3 separate regions of the Homo sapiens genome follow, and regions 2 and 3 are each linked to region 1. Evidence: chromatin contacts called from ENCODE Hi-C or POLR2A ChIA-PET data. All regions are on one chromosome and are shown on one strand. The core of a region is the stretch at or near the end of the contact, and the rest is flanking DNA. Distances in the headings are between cores, read along the strand shown. Region 1 holds the start of TCTN1 (tectonic family member 1). Region 2 holds the start of LINC02356 (long intergenic non-protein coding RNA 2356). Region 3 has its middle 31 kb from the start of C12orf76.

The links. Hi-C counts contacts between places; a loop is a spot of excess contacts on that map. ChIA-PET counts read pairs that join two places held with the same protein, here RNA polymerase II (POLR2A). Pooled maps may share reads with other maps.
Region 2: a pooled map shows a loop between it and region 1 (10-fold over the local background). The contact joins the promoter of LINC02356 here to the promoter of TCTN1 in region 1. A Hi-C loop is called at or near these places in 4 of 50 pooled maps. POLR2A ChIA-PET finds 5 or more read pairs at or near these places in 2 of 52 experiments (CD8-positive, alpha-beta memory T cell and activated CD4-positive, alpha-beta T cell).
Region 3: a loop to region 1 is called in a pooled map, with 3 times the contacts of the local background. The contact joins the enhancer-like site here to the promoter of TCTN1 in region 1. A Hi-C loop is called at or near these places in 2 of 50 pooled maps. POLR2A ChIA-PET finds 5 or more read pairs at or near these places in 3 of 52 experiments (RWPE1, T-cell and activated T-cell).

What each region holds. Positions count from the first base shown.
Region 1 is chr12:110,612,060-110,615,677 of GRCh38, reverse strand. It overlaps TCTN1 (tectonic family member 1), which reads right to left and starts at 1,549. Exons shown (of 15, transcript NM_001082538.3): 1 at 1,276-1,549. The coding sequence starts at 1,495. RefSeq lists an enhancer at 1,223-1,272.
Region 2 is chr12:111,367,351-111,370,968 of GRCh38, reverse strand. It overlaps LINC02356 (long intergenic non-protein coding RNA 2356), which reads right to left and starts at 1,708. Exons shown (of 4, transcript NR_187522.1): 1 at 1,649-1,708. PHETA1 (PH domain containing endocytic trafficking adaptor 1) reads left to right here and starts at 1,874. Exons shown (of 3, transcript NM_144671.6): 1 at 1,874-2,057. RefSeq lists a silencer at 1,704-2,283.
Region 3 is chr12:110,077,799-110,081,416 of GRCh38, reverse strand. No RefSeq gene overlaps it. Among named protein-coding and RNA genes, the nearest start is that of C12orf76, 31 kb to the right of the region's middle. RefSeq lists enhancers at 1,551-1,680, 1,821-1,900 and a cis regulatory region at 1,162-1,992. Within about 2 kb of position 1,541, at least 19 of the 41 ENCODE cell types and tissues checked have a DNase peak (open chromatin) inside an H3K27ac peak, as active enhancers do.

The DNA.
Region 1 (3,618 bases), core at 300-2,799:
ATCTCATCTCTACTAAAAATAAAAAAATAAAAAAAGCAAGCTGGGGGAGCACGCCTGTGGTTCCAGCTACTCTGGAGGCTGAGGCAGAAGGATCCCTTGAGCCCAGCAGATTGAGACTTAAGTGAGATATAATCACGCCACTGCACTCCAGCCTGGGTAACAGAGCGAGACCTTGTCTCAAAAACAAAAAAAGAATAAAAAAAGATTAAAAGTACTGCATATCTATTGGGGTTACTCTCAATTCACACAATCGGAAAATTTTAAAAACTTTTTTTGAGATCATGAACCACTTTAAGAATCGGCTGCTATGAACTCTCATCTCAGGAAAAGGCATATTCACAAAGTTTTGCACTCAATCTTAGCGGGTCACAGTCATTCAGTGAAGTCATCCATGTCAATTTTTTTTTTTGAGACAGTCTTGCTCTGTCGCCCAGTCTGGAGTGCAGTGGTAATTACTGCAACCTCTGCCTCCTGGGTTCAAGCGAGTCTCCTGCCTCAGCCTCCCGAGTAGCTAGGATTACACCATGCCCGGCTATTTTTTCTATTTTTAGTAGAGACTGGGTTTCGCCATTTTGACCAGACTGATCTTGAACTCCTACCTCAAGCAATCCACCCGAGTTGACCTCCCAAAGTGCTGGGATTACAGGCGTGAGCCACGGCGCCAGCCAAACGTCAAATTAGATTATAAAATATTTCCACTAAATGTGTAATTCTAGAATTAATCATTTTCTGAAAAAAATGTTAATTATCCCTACATATGACTCCTAAGAAGTGAGCATAACCCCTCCCTCAATAGCTTTCCACCTCCAATTCAACACAGGAGGAATCCTGGGTTTTTAGAATTCAGGTCAACAGAGAAGGGTCTTAACATAGTCACATTTAGTAAGATAGACCTTTGGCCTCTCTTTAAGTGAAAGTTCAGTGCAGCCAAGGCACTAATTTCCACCATTGTCTCGACTTAATTTCGTCTTGGGCTGCAAGAATTCATTATTGCTCTTTGCATCACTGTTGTCTGGGACCACTTCAAGTATTTTCAAAGGTTTGATACCGTTCCACTTAAACTCTGAGACCCGGTTTTCTCATTTACCTGACAGTGATAGTAACAGCTACTTCTCAGGGTTATTGTTTAGAGAATGGACGTTTATGGAACACTCAGCAGTGTCTGCACACAGTAAGTGCTCAATAAGAGTTAGCTATCATTATTACGTCCTCACCGGGGCTGTCCCCTTGAGGTTGGATCACTGTGGACTCCAGGAGCTGGCACATGGTACCCACCGTCCGTGACTGGGGTAGGCCTGGGGCCGGAGGAGGGCCCTGGAGCCCTGGGAGTCCCGGGGGGCCTGGTCGACGGGAAAGTTCCGAAGGTGGCCAGGGCTGCCTCGGTGGAGTTGAGGCCCTCTGTCGTCACCGCCGGGGTGGCATCGGTCTGGGCGCTCACGGAGGCCCAGCAGCCCAGGAGCACCACCAGGAGCGGCGGGAGACCTCGCGGCCTCATCTCCCAGGGAGTCCCAGCGAGGCCCGCGACATGGACAGCGCGTTGCCCGGCAACCGCGACAGCCAGGCGCGGGGCATCACGGGAAGGGGCTTGCGAAGCCGCGAGAAGCTGCCGGAGACTGACTGGGGCGAAGCCTGGATGAGGCAGGGGGCGGATCCCGGATGAGGCCGGAGGGCGGCGCCTGGGTGAGGCAGCGATGGCAGGCACAGGGGCGAGCACTAGTGAGCGGGTGTGAAGCTGGCGTAAACGAGGGGCGTGTAAATCCCGGCTGTGGTTTCCAACCGGTCCGCGGCGCTTGCTTAAAAAATGCAGATTTTCTGTAGTTCCAGCTACTCGGGAGGCTGAGGCAGAAGAATCGCTTGAACCCGGGAGGTGAAGGCTACAGAGAGCCGTGAGCGTGCCACTGCACTCCAGCCTGGGCGACAGTGTGACACTCTGTCTCAACCAAAAAAAAAAAAAAAAAAAAAAAAGACGGATTTCCAGGTACCACCTCAGGAGATCCTGAGTCAGTTAGTCTAGGGCAGGACCCAGGAATCAGTTTTTGGGGGATTTTTTTTGAGACAGGGTCTCACTCTGTCGCCCAGGCTGGAGTGCAGTAGCGCGATCTCGGCTCACTGCAGCCTCGACCTCTGGGACTCAAGCAATCCTCCCACTTCAGCCTCCTGAGTAGCTGGGAACTCAGGCGCGCGCCACCATACCCAGCTAATTTTTGTATTTTTTTTTTTTTTTTTTTTTTTTTGTAAAGACGAGGTCTCCCTCCGTCGCCCGGACTGGTATCGAACTCCTGGTTCAAGTGATCCACCTGCTCCAGCCTCCTGAGTCCTGAGTAGTTGGGATTACAGGCGTGAGCCACCACTCCCAGCCAGGAATAAATATTTTTAACAAATGTCCGGACGCAAGCAGATGAGTTGGACGGAAATTTAGGAAGCGCCGTCCCAACGCCACTAACGTGGGTGTTTGGAAGGAGCACAGGGATCTGTGAGATCACTGTCTCTGAATTTTCTCTATCCCAGACTCTGTCAACACTGGCTTCACCTTTTTATTTTAGCTGCATCTCACAAGGTTGCCAGATAACTTCTGTCTGCTGTATTGTGATAAAGGGGACAAATGAACACTTAATACCTTTTATTATTTTTTGTAGAGAGGGGGTCTCACTATGTTGATCAGGCTAGTCACAAACTCCTGGCCTCAAGTGATCCTCCCGCCTCAGCCTCCCAAAGAGCTAGGATTACAGGCATGAGCCACCACGCCAGGCCTAAGAACCTATTTAAAGACAAAAATCTTTTACAAAAATTAAGTAAAATAATTTAGACATCTTAAAGGGGAAAACAAAGCAAATCCACTGTAATGCTACAAAACGACCTGGAGACCCTACGATTTAGGAAACCCTCTCCATTCTGAATGGGCTTATTTAGGAGGTACCCAAGCCCAAGAATGTTGGCTGCACCTTTGACACTTAATCTCCATACAGTTCAGAAGTAGATGTCGAAGTACTTAGACGTGGCCAGGCACAGTGGCTCACACCTGTACTCCCAGCCCTTTGGGAGGATCGCTTGAGTCCAGGAGTTGAGACCAGCCTGGGCAACATGGTGAAACCACATCTCTACAAAAAATACAAAAATTAGCCAGGTATGGTGGCACATTCCTGTAGTCCCAGCTACTCAGGAGGCTGAGGTGGAAGGATCGCCTCAGTCTGGAGAGCTTGAGGCTGCAGTAAGCCATGATAGTGCCACTGCACTCCAAAACAAAAAAACCTTAAACATAACACAGTATTTATTCAAGAAATGTATATACCAATTCAAAAGGATGTCAAACAGTATATATATCTAGTTTATTAAATGTATTTAGCAAAACTAAATCATCAAAGTGATATCTTTAGCACCTTCCTGTGGCATTCCAGAGACAGTGTATAAAAATATAATTGAATCACTCAAATGTGTAAGACAGATACTTCTTTTTTTCTGCAAAGGATTGCTTTAGCATCTGACTGAAATTCTGGACTGCTTTTAATAACTGATTAAATGCTTCCCCTTTTAAAAAAAATAACCAAAAGTAGGCCGGGCATGGTGGCTCACGCCTGTAATCCCAGCACTTTGGGAGGCTGAGGCGGGTGGATCACGAGG
Region 2 (3,618 bases), core at 459-2,958, 760 kb before region 1:
TAATCTCTGATCTATTGTGTTTTTTTTTTTGTTTTTGTTTTTTTTTTGTTTGACAGAGTCTTGCTCTGTCACCCAGGCTGGAGTGCAGTGGTGCAATCTCAGCTCATTGCAACCTCTGCCTCCTGGGTTCAAGTGATTCTCCTGTCTCAGCCTCCCAAGTAACTGGGATTACAGGTGTACACCACCATGCCTGGCTAATTTTTTTTTTTTTTTTTTTTTGTATTTTTAGTAGAGACCGGGTTTCACCATGTTGGCTAGGCTGGTCTCGAACTCCTGACCTCAAGTGATCTACCTGCCTCGGCCTCCCAAAGTGCTGGGATTATAGGCGTGAGCCACTGCGCCCAGCCAGCTGACCTATTTTCCTACTATTCTTCCCATTGCTCACTTGGCTCCACTGGTCTCCTCGTTGTTCTTCAAACATGCCCAGGATGGCCCCATTTCAGGGCTTTTGCACTTGCTGTTCCCTCTGCCTGGGACCTCCTTCTCCCAGATAACCACATGGCTCCCTCCCTCATTCCTCCAGGTCTGTCCTCAGAGAGGCCTTCCCTGACCACCTTGTCTAAAAGCTGCACTTCCAGCTTGGGCAAGATAGCAAGACCCCCCCGATCTCTACAAAAAATTAAAAAAAATTAGCCGGGTGTGGTGGTACACACCTGTAGTCCCAACTACTTGGGAGGCTGAGGTGGGAGGCTCGGTTGAACCCAGGAGTTCAGGTTACAATGAGCTGTGATTGTGCCACTGCACCCCAACCTGGGTGACAAAAAAACACAAAAAACAAAAAACAAAAACAAAAAAACTGCACTCCCAGGCTTTCTGCCCCATTGCCTTAGCGTACAGTCCTAGCATGAATCACTTCCAGAACTCATTTGTGTTGTCTTGATTCCTGGCTGCACCTGCTTACCTGGTTCAGGTACAGTGCCTGGCACACAGTAGGCGCTTAGTGAGAGGCTGTACAATGGAGAGCTGACCCTGGTCTGTCCTGTTCTTCCTGCTTTCAGGCCAGGACTTAATAGTGATTGGGAGGTGGCGGGTGGTGGAGAAGAGGCGGCAGGAACAGGAAGGAAGGGTTCAAGGAGGTGGGCAGGGCAAAAACAACAGCAATTCCTATTTCTTGAGAGCTTTCTGTTGTGCCGTGCACTTTACATATCATGATGGTCTTTATTTTCCGGATGAGGAAACGGAGGCTTAGAGAAGTGAAATGATTTCTCTAAGCTCACACAGTGTTCAGTGGCCTAGTGCGACTCGAACTCAAGTCTGCCTAATTCCAGAACTTCCTCTCTTCACCTGGAGCCAGGGGAAGCTTGCGAGGCGCCCTGTCCGTATGGAACAGTGCTGTACGCAAATGTCCTGGATTCAGCTGTTTTTTCTGCCACTCACACATTTTTCAGGAATTAGAGCTATTTTTCTAATTTAACTGGGCATTAAATTTGCTAAACCTGGCAACCCAGGTTTAGCAAATATTTTTATTATTTGTAGAGATGGTGGTCTCCCTCTGCTGCCCAGGCTGGTCTTGAACTACTAGGCTCAGGCAATCCTCCTGCCTCGTCCTGGGGGGAGTTCGGACTTAAGCCTAGGACTTCAGCGAATGGCCCGCCCAGGACCCCCAAATGCTTTTGCAGGCTAATCCACGACCTGGGCCAGTCCTTACCTTTGGAATCGCAATGAGCTTCCCGGGCTCCAATCCGCTTTTCTGGGCTAGGGAACTGGGGAGTCGCGAGCCAGGAGCGGACCCTTTAAGAGTGATTTCGAGGGCGGGCTCACGGGGGCGTGCCGGTTCGGGGCCTGCCAATCGGGAGGTGGGAAGAACGCGGGGGCGGGCCCGGCGCGAGCAGGCTGGGAAGGGTTAAAGGGGCGCGCCCGTGGGTCGCGGACTGTCCGGTTGCTCCCGCCTCCTTCCGTCGGATCCGCGCTCTCCCGCGGCTGCGCCGGCCCGGCCGCCCAGGAGACAAAGCGCTGCCGCCGCCGTCGCCGCCACCGGGCCAGTCCCGAACCATGGCCGGGCCACCCCGCAACCTCGCGCCTCCCGTCCCGTCGCCGCCCTAGGCCTGCGCTGCGAGGTAAGGCGGGCCTGGCGGGGGGACATGCACGAGGACATGGGACCCGGGTCGGGCCGCCCTGGGCCTCGGGGTCCCCCGGCCACCTGGAGAGCGCGTTGCGGGGATCTTCCCCGCTGGGACTCCGCACCAGTGGTGACTTCTCCAGCTGCCGAGGCGAACTTGGCCAATGACCACCCTCCCCTCTCTCAGCCCATAGGGACGTCTGCCGCTGGTGGGGACTGCGGATAAGCCCCCCATTCTGCCGCTGATCACCCATCTGGGGCTCTGGCTGTCCTTTAAGGAACTTAAGAGAGCTCCCACGCACAACACACAAAGGGACAGAGAGCAGCCGGGAGCAGGGCCACACCTGGAGCAGCAGCCCCTGCCGTGGACAAGGGGGCTGCCTGTGTCTGGACGGCGGTGCTGGCGTGTCTCTGGGGTCCCTGCTGGGGCGGTGACGGCCAGGCTGCTCTTTAGTGTTCTTGGCACACATGTTTTTCAGCCTGTGCCTGCCACACCCTCTTCCCCACGCCCGCTGCTGGGGGACACTGAGGGCAGCTGGATTCAACCCCAGGACCTGCGGTACTGGCTTCTTTTCGTTGATGTGAGTGCCAAAATGCCATGCTTCAGTCTCCCAGGAGACCTGGGTTCCGGGGCCAGCTGTGCCCCTGGAGATCTTGGATGAATTATTTGCCTTTTTGACAGCTCTTTCCCTGAAAGCTCACTACCCACCAAGTATTTTGCAAAATGACTCTTCAGGAGTCAATTCACTCAGCCCTTAGAGGGATGGAAGTTAACGTCACCATTTTGCAGATGAGGCTGAGAAAAAACTCCGACTCACAGCAGCTAATATTTGCAATCCATTTCCCATAGTTTGCCAGTGGGTTTTCCTTCTTTTAGCTCATGAACCCTCGCCACACAGCCCAATTTAACAGATGAGGACACTGAGACTTGGAAAGGTGAAACGACTTGTCCAAGGTCCTCCAGCCTGGACCTGCGGAGGCAGGAACTTTGCCTTGGGAGCAGAGCTGGGCCAGGCTCCCTCCAGCTTCCTGTCTGGCCATGGGCTGTTGAATCAGCAGCAGTGCCCACAGTGGACTCTGAACTTCTTGGAAAACAGTGTGGGGAGATAAGGCAGGGGCCAGGCCTTCGCTCCAGGCAAGGCTGGCGCCTGTGCCCCTGCAGCTTCCTGTCTTCCCAGTTCTGGTGGAGGCAGGGGTCATGGGCAGAGCTGGGTCCTGTGCCTGCTGGTGACCTTGAACCAGTTTGGCCTCTATCTAGGCAGTCGGGGGAGGAGGGTTGCTGAGCAGGAGGGAAGTTGCTATTCCTTTGGCCTTGATGGGGTGGAGAGACCCCAAGATCAGCCCCTTTATTTGGGTGGCTTGCCTGGAGCATGTGATTCTGGGCACAGTTGTATGCCTCTAGCCAACTTATTGAATCTCCCTGTGTCCATTTCCACATCTGTGAATGTGGGGTGAGATCCCTTGTCTTGGGGCTGTTGAAAGGTTTCAGAAGATACTGCAGAATGAATCAAACAGCTGTGTGAGTACCTACTGCATGCCAGGCACTAGAATTCAGACCA
Region 3 (3,618 bases), core at 292-2,791, 530 kb after region 1:
TTTTTTTTTTTTTTTTTTTTTTTTTTTTTGCATACAGAGTCTCACTCTGTTGCCCAGGCTGGAGTGCAGTGGCATGAACATGGCTCACTGCAGCCTTGACCTTCCGGGCTCAAGCGATCCTCCCACCTCAGCCTCCCGAGTGGTTGAGACCACAGGCGTGCACCACCACTGGCTGATTTATTTTTATATCTTGTAGAGACAGGGCCTCCCTCTGTTGCCCAGGATGATCTTGAACTCCTGGGCTCAAGCAATCCTGCTGCTTTGGCTGCCCAAAGTGCTGGGATTACAGGTGTGAGCCACCACACCCGGGTTCCACCTATCTTCGTGTTTAATACTTGACTCCATTCTGTTCCAGTAATTTATCTGTCAGGTCCCTTACTAGAGCGGCTTTAATTTCACAGCTTTACCATCGCTCTTAATATCTCCTTGGCCACCGGCTTACTTGTGAAGTGTTCATCCCGTGGCCTCTGGATACTCACTGTCTCCTGGTCTTCCTCTCCTCCCTAGTGCCTCAGCTTAGTCTCCTTGATGTTGGTGTCCTTTAAGGAGCTGTCTTCAGTCCCCCTCCATGTCACTGTACCCTTTCCCTGGGCAGGACCCTGTCTCCACTCTTGCCCTTTCTGCCCATTTTCCAGGGTGCAGCCAGAGTGCTCTGAGTTGCAAATGAGATCATGCCACACCCTTGTTTATAAACCCACTTATTGCTCTCAGGGAAAATTCCAGACAGACTCCTTAACACCAGCACATAACGGCTGGACGAGGTTCAGGTGAATGTAGTTTGTTGGGAGGTGACCCAGGAAGAGGCATGGGGAAGGGAGGCAGGGAAGGGAAGGCAATCGACACAGGAAGCACTAAAGAGCAGGTCACGACCAGGCATGGTGGCTCACGCCTGTAATTCCAGCACTTTGGGAGGCTGAGGTGGTTGGATCACTTGAGGTCAGGAGTTCGTGACCAGCCTGGCCAACATAGTGAAACCTTGTCTCTACTAAAAATACAAAAATTAGCCGGGCGTGGTGGAGGGCGCCTGTAATCCCCACCTACTCGGGGAGGCTGAGGCAGAAGAATCGTTTGAACCCGAGAGGGGAAGGTTGCAGTGAGCCGATGTGGCGCCGCTGCACTGCAACCGGGGCAACAGAGCGAGACTCCATCTCGGGGGTGGGAGCGGAGGGGGGTGGAATTAAAAAAGGAAGGGCAGGTCATCGCTGTGGGCATCTGGGCTCTGTCCCACTAGGGTCCCCTGGAGACTGCCTAGACCTGCCTCAGTGCTGTCCCACCTGAGGGAATTGGGGTATTTAATCAGCAGTCCCCTAGCCTCTATTCTCTGAGAGCTCTCTCTCTTCTTTCTCTCTCTCTCTCTCTCGCTCCTTCCTTTTCTTCTTCCTCCTTTCTCCCTGTCTTCTCCCTTCATGGACGTCAGCGCTTGACGCCATGTTTGTTTGTGGCCCCGCCCACAGCCATAGCTGATTGGACTAGGGATAAATAACTAGGCCAATCATTCCCCTTGAATTCCGGAACTGGATAGTGGATCTGGGCTTGCACTCGAACTGTGGACACCTAACCTTGAAGGCAGTGTTGGACCACGTGCCCTGGGAGAAACAGAGGAATCCATTGTTTACAGAGACTCACAATGGGCGCACAGAGAGACAAACAGAGGCGGGCCCACGCAGTTTCAAACTGAAAGAGCAACTTCAGCTCAGGACAGTTTAGTTTCTGATTCTATTAATAGGTTCTCATGAGGTTGGGCCACATTTCCTGCACTTGAGCTCTGTGAGATAAGTGTTTCCTCAGAAAAACCTCCCTTTTCTGCTGAAGAATGTCACCTGATTTTCTGTAAATTGTAAACACATACACACACATGACTAAGAAATCCACCATTCAATCCCCAATCCCCATTTCTTCACACGTGGCTTCCTACTTCACAAAGAAACAGAGACCACCATTCTCAACATCCCACTTAGTCTATCAAAATCTTTGAATGGCTCAAATGGTTCCATCTTCTCTACATCCTTGCAACACACACACATTTTCCCATGACTCCATTAAAGACCATTCTTACCTCTCTTTCTTTATTTTTTTAGACGGAGTCTCGCTCTGTCACCCAGGCTGGAGTGCAGTGGCGCGATCTCGGCTCAGTGCAACTTTCACCTCCTAGGTTCAAGTGATTCTTCTATCACCCTTCCGAGTAGCTGGGGTTACAGGCGGGCGCCATCACACCCAGCTAATTTTTGTATTTTTAGTAGAGACAGGTTTTGCCATGTTGGCCAGGCTGTTCTTGAACTCCTGATCTCAGGTGATCCACTCGCCTCGGCCTCCCAAAGTGCTGGGATTACAGGCATGAGCCACAGCACCCGGCCTCTTACCTCTTTTTCCTCCTAGCCAAGACTATAGAAGAAATAGTCCATGCCTGTCTCCACTCTCTCCTCTCATTAGTCCTTACTTGCACTGTTTTGTGGGAAAGCGTTTCATTTTGAAGATGTGACTTGAAGTGTCTGTGGGTTATATAGGTTCATAGATTCATAGACTATGCACAGAATTCAGATATGGTCTGGAGATACAGATTTAGCGTTCAGTGATTTAAAAAGTAATGAACGCAGGCCGGGTGCAGTGGCTTACCTGAGGTCGGGAGTTTGAGACCAGCCTGACCAACATGGAGAAACCCTGTCTCTACTAAAAATACAAAAAATTAGCCGGGCATGGTGGCGCATGCCTGTAATCCCAACTACTCGGGAGTCTGAGGCAGGAGAATCGCTTGAACCCGGGAGGCAGAGGTTGCGGTGAGCCTAGATCGCGCCATGGCACTCCAGCCTGGGCAACAAGAGTGAAACTGTCTCAAAAAAAAAAAAAGTAATGAACGCATATGGTAGAAAAAATTCAGATACAAGCAGGGTGATAAATAAATCGTCAAACACCGACTAATTCCCCCAGCCTCAGCTCGCTTCCCAGAGACCACCTTGTATAGCCTTCCAGATGTGCTAGCTTCATGGGCATGGGACCTGTGCAGTCATATAGGGACCCACACTTAGAAGGAATCTGAATTTGTTTAATGCTTTGCTGTCACCATTTTGAAATGTTTAACTTTTAAATAACGGACTTCACATTTTCATTTTGCACTGGGCCTTGCAAATTATATAGTAGATCCTGTTTCCAGTTATATTCCATGCATAATTAAACATATAATATACATATATACCCCCTCCTCCCACCTGCTTCGCATTTAGCATTTGATTATTCTTAAAACAATGTGTGTGGATGAAATTTCCCAGGGAGAAGATGCAATAGTCATTAGCGCTGTTCACCAAATATTTCTGCTTCTGCAGTTTCTGGATACATGGGGGATATATGCGGGAACTGCATTTCCTGGTTCCCTAGTGGTTGGGTAGGACTAAGTGATTAGTTTTGACCAATGAGTAATGAGTAGAAGTGAGTGCATTTCTAGGTCAGAGCTTTTTTTTTTTTTTTTTTTTTTTGGTAACTTTATATTCTTTCCATCACGAGGTCAGAACATTTAATTGCTACTGTGAGACTCTCCATAGTTCTCATTAAAGAGTTCAAGACAGTGGCTGTTCCGTTAGCCTTGATCTCTGAGTGACTACAGAGAGTAGAGCCTTCTGGGAGATC